2 separate regions of the Homo sapiens genome follow, and region 2 is linked to region 1. Evidence: chromatin contacts called from ENCODE Hi-C data. All regions are on one chromosome and are shown on one strand. Each heading gives the region's core, a stretch centred on a gene start or an enhancer-like site at or near the end of the contact. The rest is flanking DNA. Distances are from core to core; before and after follow the strand shown. Region 1 holds the start of LIPT2-AS1 (LIPT2 antisense RNA 1). Region 2 holds the start of RPS3 (ribosomal protein S3).

Evidence for each region. Hi-C counts contacts between places; a loop is a spot of excess contacts on that map. Pooled maps may share reads with other maps.
Region 2: a loop to region 1 is called in a map of CD4-positive, alpha-beta T cell, with 6 times the contacts of the local background. The contact joins the promoter of RPS3 here to the promoter of LIPT2-AS1 in region 1. A Hi-C loop is called at or near these places in 1 of 168 maps with a recorded cell type or tissue (CD4-positive, alpha-beta T cell), 1 of 37 single-sample maps with no recorded cell type and 5 of 50 pooled maps.

The regions. Positions count from the first base shown.
Region 1 is chr11:74,492,039-74,496,601 of GRCh38, forward strand. LIPT2-AS1 (LIPT2 antisense RNA 1) reads left to right here and starts at 1,342. Exons shown (of 2, transcript NR_171028.1): 1 at 1,342-1,935. LIPT2 (lipoyl(octanoyl) transferase 2) reads right to left here and starts at 1,686. Exons shown (of 2, transcript NM_001144869.3): 1 at 1,200-1,686; 2 at 1-326. The coding sequence starts at 1,665. The coding sequence ends at 97. RefSeq lists silencers at 1,452-1,561, 1,672-1,921.
Region 2 is chr11:75,396,876-75,401,438 of GRCh38, forward strand. RPS3 (ribosomal protein S3) reads left to right here and starts at 2,643. Exons shown (of 7, transcript NM_001005.5): 1 at 2,643-2,702; 2 at 3,819-3,949. The coding sequence starts at 2,673. It overlaps SNORD15A (small nucleolar RNA, C/D box 15A), which reads left to right and starts at 3,516; the gene lies at 3,516-3,663. RefSeq lists enhancers at 2,620-2,979, 3,206-4,069.

The sequences.
Region 1 (4,563 bases), core at 92-2,591:
TGACAGGCCAGGTCTAAAATCTGGGTTTCAGTAGGTGACTCAAGTCAGACTTCATGCTTCCCAAGGCAGGAGCATCCTGGCTGTTATGAGTACTCTTCAGTTGGGGCTGTCCTCTGAGATCAGTGTGCACTTGTAGATCTCCTTAAAGGCCACAAGGAAAGGTGGCATTACTTCTTCCACGGTGACGTGCCTCTGGAGCTCCTTACTCAAGGAAGTGACGCCTGTCCCAACCAGTCCACAGGGCACGATGTGCTCAAACCACGTGAGGTCGGTAGAGCAGTTGAGAGCCAGGCCGTGGGATGTGATGTGCCTTCCACAGCGGACTCCTGCAAGGCAAGCCAAAGGGTCTTAGAGTAGATACCCTCCACTCTCCGGGCTTTGGTGTCCCTCTCAGGGCGATGAGAAAACTGGATTAGATCACCGGTTTTCAAATTTTGTTTCTGGAGAAACAAGGGATTGTACTCAGATGGGAAAAGGAAACAAATGAAAGGAAGGGGTGCGTGGCTTCAAGCAGCTGCACTCATCATGAGGATTCCAGGAAATGTCTTTTAACAGATTCCAATACTTAAAAAAAAAAAAGCTTGGGGACAGGCGCAGTGGCTCACGCCTGTAATCCCAGCATTTTGGGAGGCCGAGGCGGGCGGATCACGAGGTCAGGAGATCGTGACCATCCTGGCTAACACGGTGAAACCCCATCTCTACTAAAAATACAAAAAATTAGCCGGGCTGGTGGTGGGCGCCTGTAGCCCCAGCTACTCTGGAGGCTGAGGCAGGAGAATGGCGTGAACCCGGGAGGCGGAGCTTGCAGTGGGCCGAGATTGCGCCACTGCACTCCAGCCTGGGTGACAAAGCGAGACTCTGTCTCAAAAAAAAAAAAAAAAAAAAGTTTGAAAATTAGCACCCTTATTTGCCATGACATTGTCATTCGCAGGACGTAACCTGGCAATTCACTTCTCTTGTCTCTCCCTTAACAGAAATGCGTGTTGGACTAGATGTGAGGAGCCTTCTGCTTCTGAATATACGATATCTGAAAAGGGGCTTAAAAACTCAAACGCAGCGGGTAGCTGTGATTCAAAACCCGCGCTAGATACGCCTCCTCCCGGCCCTCACCTCCGTTGGTCCAGCCCCGTCAGACCCCGCCCCCAGGCCTCAAGCTCCGACCTCGGCTCTCAGGTACCGCCCTGCTCCGCGGCGCTCACCGATCGCGCAGATCTTGCGATCGTCTAGCCAGACGCCAGTGTAGGGCGGGGGCCGCGCGCGGGCGTCCTGCAGGCCCTGGAGCTCGCACAGGCGCACGGCGCACGCCTCCAGCGACGCTACGTGCATGCGCAAGCGCAGGCCGAGACGCCGCAGGTCGAGTACCGGGTGGCAAAGCAGCTGGCCCGGGCCGTGGAAGGTGGCCAGGCCACCGCGGCCTGTGACGCGCACCTCGGCGCCCAAGGCCCGTAGCCGCGCAGTTTCCTCGGGCGTCAGGCCGCCGCGCAGCCCGGCCGTATACACGGGCCCCGCGGGCTCGCAGAGCAGGAGCGCGCCCGCCTCAGTCCCCGACGGGGCCTCAATGCCTGGCTCGGCCTGCAGCCGCCGCAGCCAGCGGTCCTGCAGCCCCAGTAGCTCGGCGTACGGCACCCGACCCAGGCGCACCAACCGAACGGCGGGTTGCCGCATCGTGCCCACCGTTGCGTCCGCGGGGCCCCGCCCTCTCCGTGGGCCTGGGGGCGTGGCCTGAGGGGCGGGGACTCGGGGGCACACCCCGAGCCGCAGCTCCCAGGTGCGTGTTAAAAGCTGGAGGGGGGATATGTGATCCCAGGACCAAAAGCGCGGGGCCAGACTCATCGGTTCATTCAACAACCAGTATTTAGTGCCTGCTGTGTTCTGCAGGCCCTGCCATAGGCGCTTGATACAGCGGTGCATAGCGTATGAGAAAGATCTGTCCTGGTAAGCTTACATTCTTACAGCAGACGATAAGTATTTTAAGTGTTAAGTAAATAAGGTTATTTCACGTATAAGGTGTTAAATGCTATGAAAAGAAAAATAAAACAGGGTAACGTGGTGTGTCCTGTGTTGAGCCCCTGGGGGACGCAAGAGGGAGATTAGCTTGCCTACAAGGTTATTGGTGGAGGTAGGGAGAACTTAAAGATCAGCACCTGTAAGAAAGTGAAGGAAGCAGGAATTTGTAGGCAGAGGAAGAAGTTGGCCTGCAAAACAGTTGCAGCAGAGGCCTTGACCAATCCCAAGGCATGCTTGGAGCCTAGGATGACCCTTCAGAGTAGTTCCACATTAAAGCAAGGGGGCCAGAAACTCTTATCCTTGCATTGACCAGTCATGGATACAGGCTACACCTGGGGAGGAGCTGTGATTTTTTTTTTTTTTTTTTTTTTGGCAAGACTGCTTCCCTCGGTGGAGGGCGGCCCCCAGAGAAGGACTCAGTTGTGTATCATCAGTAACCAACTCCAGAAGCTGAGGGAATGACTGTCTAGGCCCTGAGGGGGTGTCTGGACCACAACATCAGCTATGTTGCAGTTAGAGTATCATTTAAACAAGTCTGAATTCAATGAATTTTTACTGAGGACTTTTCAGACACCATAGGTGTCTGAAAAACATTTCATAAACATAGACATAAAGATCCTAAGCAAATATTAGCAAATCAAATCCAGCAATTTATAAAAGGATTAATACATCATGATGAAGTAGGGTTTATCCCGGGAATGCAAGGTTGGTTTTGCATTCTGAAATCAAACAATGTAATTTACCTTAAAAGAGAAAAGCCTTCATTGGAAGAAATAATAAAAATTTTTTTTAAAGAAAAGCTATGATTATGTTAAAAAATACAGATAAATCTATTGGCAAAAATAAACACCTCTTCTGACCAAAATACTTAGCAATCTAGGAATAGAAGAGAAATTTTCCAGTCTGATGAAGGGTTCAAATTATCAATCAGGGTTTGGACAAGAGAAATCACATATGTACTATTTTAATTAAATGTTTTATTTGAGAAAATTGGACACTCATATGCAGTTGTAAGGAATAATATGGACAGATTATATGTACCCTTTACCCAGCTTCCCCCAATGGAAACACCTTGCAAAACTGTAGTACAATATCACAACCAGGATACTGACATTGATAAAGTCAAGATGCAGAACATTTTCATCACCACAAGGATCCCTCATGTTGCTCTTTGTAGTTACACTGCTTCTTAATTCCTGGCAAACGTCTGTGTTGTATAGATGGAATCATACAGAGTGCAACCTTTTAGAATTTTTTTTTCACTCAGCATAATTATCTGGAGACTCATCCAAGTTGTTGCATGTATCAATAGCGCGTTTCTTTTTATTGATGAGTAGTAGTCCATAGTATGAATGTACCACAGTTTGTTTAGCCATTCACTCACTGAAGAACACCTGGGTTGTTTCCAGTTTTCAGATATTCTGAGTAAAGGTACTGTAAACATTTGTGTACAGGTTTTTGTGTGAACTAAGTTTTCATCTCTCCGGAATAAATGCCCAGGAGTGCAGTTGCTGGGTTGCATGGTAGTTACATGTTTCGTTTTTTAAGAAACTGCCAAAATGCTTTCCAGAGCGGCTGTACCATTTTACATACCCACCACCAGTGTATGAATGATCAAGTTTGTCTGCATCCTCATGAGCATTAGCTTTTATTTTAGCCATTCTAATAGGTGTGTGGTGGTGTCTTATTGTGATTTTAATTTGTATTTCCCTATTGACTAATGATGTAAGACATCTTTTCATGTGCTTATCTTCCATGTGTATATTCCCTTCAGTGAAATGTCTGTTCATGTCTTTTGCCCATTTTCTAATTAATTGTTTTTCGTACTGTTGAGTTTTGAGATATCTTTATATATTCTAGATATTAGCCCTTTGTCAAATATGTGCTTTGTAAACAGTTTCTCACAGTGTATGGCTTGTATTTTCATCCTCTTAACCGTATCTTTTGCAGAGCAAAAGTTTGTCATTGTGATAAGGTCCAATTTATCCACTTTTCCTTTTATTGATGCTTTTGGTTTAATAACTCTTTGCCCAGCCCTAGATCCTGAAGACATTCTACTGCCTATTTTTTTAAAGATTTTTTATTTTACATTTAAGTCTATGATACATTTTGAGTTAATTTTTTATTTATTATTATTATACTTTAAGTTTTAGGGTACATGTGCACAATGTGCAGGTTAGTTACATATGTATACATGTGCCATGCTGGTGTGCTGCACCCATTAACTCGTCATTTAGCATTAGGTATATCTCCTAATGCTATCCCTCCCCCCCCCCACAAAATTGACAAATGGGATCTAGTTAAACTAAAGAGCTTCTGCACAGCAAAAGAAACTACCATCAGAGTGAACAGGCAACCTACAAAATGGGAGTTAATTTTTAAAATAGGTGTAAAACTTTGGTTGTTGTTGCGGTTGTTCTTTTTTGTTTGTTTGCATATACATGTTACATTACGCCAACACCATTTGTTCAAAAGGCTATGTTTCCTCCATTGAATTGCTTTTATGCCTTTGTCAAAACCAGTTGGACATATTCGTGTGATCCTATTTCCAGTTTC
Region 2 (4,563 bases), core at 1,393-3,892, 910 kb after region 1:
GTCACCCAGACTGGAGGGCAGTGGCTTTGACCATGGCTTACTGCAATTCCACCTCTCGGGTTCAAGTGACTCTCATGCCTCAGCCTCCCAAGTAGCTGGGATTACAGGCGTGCACCACCACACTAGGCTAATTTTTGTATTTTTAGTAGAGATGGGGTTTCACTATGCTGGCCAGGCTGGTCTCAAACTCACGACCTCAGGTGATCCACCTGCCTCGGCCTCCCAAAGTGCTGGGATTACAGGCATGAGCCACCGCGCCCATCCACTTTTTGTCATCTTCCCTGGTCCCTCTGCTCAGCAACCACAGAACTCTGTTAATTCCGTGATTATAGGACAGGTCACTTTACATCAGAGTTGTTTTAGAGCTGGAGTTAAACACTCCAATGGCTTCTAGGACCAGAAAATAACTGAGTGGTGCTGCCAGGGAGTGTGGCACCTTGGAAAGACTCTTTTTGTGTAACAGGAAAGGAGAGCACTGCCCATGAAGAAATGTGGGTTCACTATTTTGCTAGATATTTCTATATCCTTAAGAAAAACCTAAAATAGTTTTAGAGAGAAATACCCTGACTTTTAAATGAAGAAAACTATTCAAACTTAAAATAAAACTGTTGGCTGGGTGCGGTGGCTCACGCCTGTAATCCCAGCACTTTTGGAGGCCGAGGTGGGCGGATCACAAGGTTAGGAGTTCAAGACAAGCCTGGCCAACATAGTGAAACCCTATCTCTACTAAAAATATGAAAATTAGCTGGACATGGCGGTGCTTGCCTGTAGTCCCAGCTACTCAGGAGGCTGAGGCAGGAGAATCGCTTGAACCCGGGAGGTGGAGGTTACGGTGAGCGGCGATCGCACCACTGCACTCCAGCTTAGGCAACAGAGTAAGACTTCGTCTCAAAAATAAATAAATAAATAAAATAAAACTGTTATTGAAGTGTTTAGGGGTAAAGTTTACCAATGTCTGCAACTTACTTTGAAATGCCTCAAAAGATGTATTGGTGGGTGGCTACAGGGATGAGTAGATCCACGATAAAGCAACAGCAAAATATTAATTGTAGCATCATTCTCAATTCCCCCTCAGCTTGGTGATGCATACACGTACAGTTTTTTCAACTGTTCTGTAAGCTTCATTAAAAAATGAAGGGACATTTTTAATTTTTTATTTTTTTTAGACTGAGTCTCACTCTGTTGCCCGGGCTGAGTGCAGTGGCACAATCACGGCTCACTGCAGCCTAGACCTCCTGTACTCAAGCAATCCTCTCACATCTCCCTCCAGAGTAGCTGGGACTACAGGCACACACCACCACACCTGGATAATTTTCTTTTTTCACTTTTCATAGAGATGAGGGTGTCTCATTCTGTTGCCCAGACTGGTCTCAAACTTCTGGCCTCAAGCTATCCACTTGCCTTGGCCTCCCAAAGTGCTAAGATTACAGGCCTGAGCCACTGCACCTGGCTAGAATTTTTTTTAATTGAAAAAGAAGGCCAGGCACGGTGGCTCATGCCTGTAATCCCAGCACTCTGGGAGGCTAAGGCAGGTGGATCACTTGAGGTCAGGAGTTCAAGACCAGCCTGGCCAACATAGTGAAACTTCATCTCTACTAAAAATACAAAAATTAGCTGGGTGTGGTGGTGTGCACCTGTAATCCCAGCTACTCAGGAGGCCAAGGCAGAAGAATCACTTGAACCTGGGAAGTGGAGGTTGCAGGGAGCTGAGATCGTACTACTGCACTCCAGCTTGGGCAACCGGAGAGAAAAGAAAGAAAGGAGAGAAAGAGAGAGAGAAAGAGAGAGGAAGGAAGGAAGGAAGGAAGGAAGGGCGGGCCCATGGGACCTTCTGGGACTTCTGTTACAAATTGTAATGGACTTGATGAAAGTAAGGTGGGGTAAATGAGAACAACATAAAGGACACAGAACGCAGTCCCTAGGACACTTAGTAAGTATCAGGTTTTATTATTATCATTTGGAATGGAGGAAATGGGTACAGACTGGGGGACATGAGTTGTTTTGTTTGTTTGTTTGTTTGTTTGTTTGAGACAGAGTCTCACTCTGTGGTCCAGGCTAGAGTGCAGTGGTAGGATCTTGGCCCACTGCAACCTCCATCTCCCAGGTCCAAGCAATCCTCCCACCTCAGCCTCCCGAGTAGCTGGGATTACAGGTGCCCGACACCACTCCCAGCTAATTTTTCTATTTTTAGTAGAGACGGGGTTTCACCATGTTCGCCAGGCTAATCTCGAACTCCTGACCTCAAGTAATCCGCCCGCCTTGGCCTCCCAAAGAGGAGTCTTAAATGAGTTTCACTGAGGGATTTCAGCAGATTTTCATTACAGTGTCCACCCTGAAAGTGTAGGGGCCAGAGTTCCACGCTGGTTAATCTCTCTTGCTGTGTGAACTTATACCTGTAATTTCCACCTCTGCACCTCACATTGCTTGTTTTGAAACTATGAGAATTGAACTCTAAGGTCCCCTGAAGTTTAGAAGTCCTGCTGGATGAAGCCCCTTTCCTGTTCCTGCCTACATTCTTCTTTCCCTGGACGCCTTACTTACGTAAAAACTACATTTCCCATGAGCACCCACAGGCGTGCACGCAGCGCAGCCCTCCGTCGTCGCTCGCGCCCTTTATACTCACTTCCGCCCGCGAGCCACTTCCTTTCCTTTCAGCGGAGCGCGGCGGCAAGATGGCAGTGCAAATATCCAAGAAGAGGAAGGTGAGCCTCTGGGGACTGGGTTCGGAGAACGACGGCGCCGCGCGGGTCGAGGGCTTCTCGGGGTGCCACCGCGAGGCCTGCAGCTCCGTGGCCTGCCCTGGAAGCGGCCTAGGCTTCCTGGCGTTCCTGCGGGCCGCGGATGGCGGTGGATTGAGTGAGAGGCCCCAGCCAGGAGGGCGCTGTGTGGCCGGGTTCCAAGTGAAGCGCAGAGAGATGGGCACCAGGCGCCCCTTCTGTCCCGGAGAAGGCGTTTGTGAGCATTTGTCGGTCAACGGAATTAGTAAACGTGGTATTTTGAGGGCGTGTGTCATTTCCCTCATGTCTTATCCCGTGGTTTTGGGAAGAGAAGGCAGCAGTGTATTCTTGCCTTAACTGGTCGTTTCTGGGTACAGTCCGCTGGCCCCAGGACCTCAACTTGAAGGGTTGCTGACGGTTGCTTGCTCCGTCTGGGGACCCCGGGAGGAAGCTGCCTCGGATTTAACGCCTTGTCATTACATGGGATAGAACTGTGTAAAAATCATTAGCTTTAAAAATAGACAGTTTGTCATTTCGTATATACACTTCGATGTCAAAATTAAATCCACAACTTCTCGAGAGTTAGGATTTGCCAGCTCTGTTGGTACCGTAAAGCCAAATAACATGGCTGGGATTCTTTAGACGGTGCAGGTTGTGTCTACAAGTGAGAGAGCTTATATGTTAAGTCTACTATCTATTCCTTAACAGTGACAAGTACAGTGTCTTTGCTGTGCTGAATGAAGTGTAAATAGGCCATTAGAGCAGTTTCTTGTTTTGCATGTGGAACTGTTTTAAACCCTTCGATGAAGAGATGATGACGAGTCTGACTTGGGGATGTTCTCTTTGCCCAGGTGGCCTACTCTGTGCTGCGTTCTGTGGCACAGTTTAAAGAGCCCTGGTTGAAGTAATTTCCTAAAGATGACTTAGAGGCATTTGTCTGAGAAGGGTTGCTGCACTCCTGTTGGAACAAGGGTTTGGAACCATTGGTTGGAGGTATTTAGTTTTGGTGAGGGATGCATTGACTAATAAGACTAGACTGGCTCAGGCGAAAGTGAGCCTACACCGATCTCCTAATTTTGAACTTTGCTTTGTTTGGATTAGTTTGTCGCTGATGGCATCTTCAAAGCTGAACTGAATGAGTTTCTTACTCGGGAGCTGGCTGAAGATGGCTACTCTGGAGTTGAGGTGCGAGTTACACCAACCAGGACAGAAATCATTATCTTAGCCACCAGGTAAAACTCATTTGACTGGCCATCACCTATAATTGTTATAAATGCTAAGTTGGTTTATTTATTTATTTATTTTTTTGAGACGGAGTCTTGCTCTGTCCCCAAAGCTGGAGTGCAGTGGCGCGATCTCGGCTCACTGCAAGCTCCGCCTCCCGGGTTCACGCCATTCTCCTGCGTCAGCCTCCCGAGTAGCTGGGACTATAGGCGCCCGCCACCATACCTTGCTAATTTTTTGTGTTTTTAGTAGAGTTGGGGTTTCACCGTGTTAGCCAGGACGGTCTGGATCTCCTGACCTCGTGATCCGCCTGCCTCAGCCTCCCAAAGTGCTGGGATTACAGGCGTGAGCCACCGCGCCCGGCAGGTTTATCCTTTATGAACTTAAGGGGACAGACGGAACAGTGAATCTGGGCTTAGTGAATGTAATTGCTTCTTAAAAGCTAGATTTTAAGGCCAGGCGTAGGATCACTTAAGCTCAGGAATTCAAGATCAGCCGGGGCAACATGGGGAAACCCCCGCTCTACAAAAAATAAAAAAGGGTGTGGTGGTGCATGCATGTGGTCCCACCTATTCCAGAGGCTGAAGCAGGCGATGGCTTGAGCTCAAGAGGTTCAGGCTGC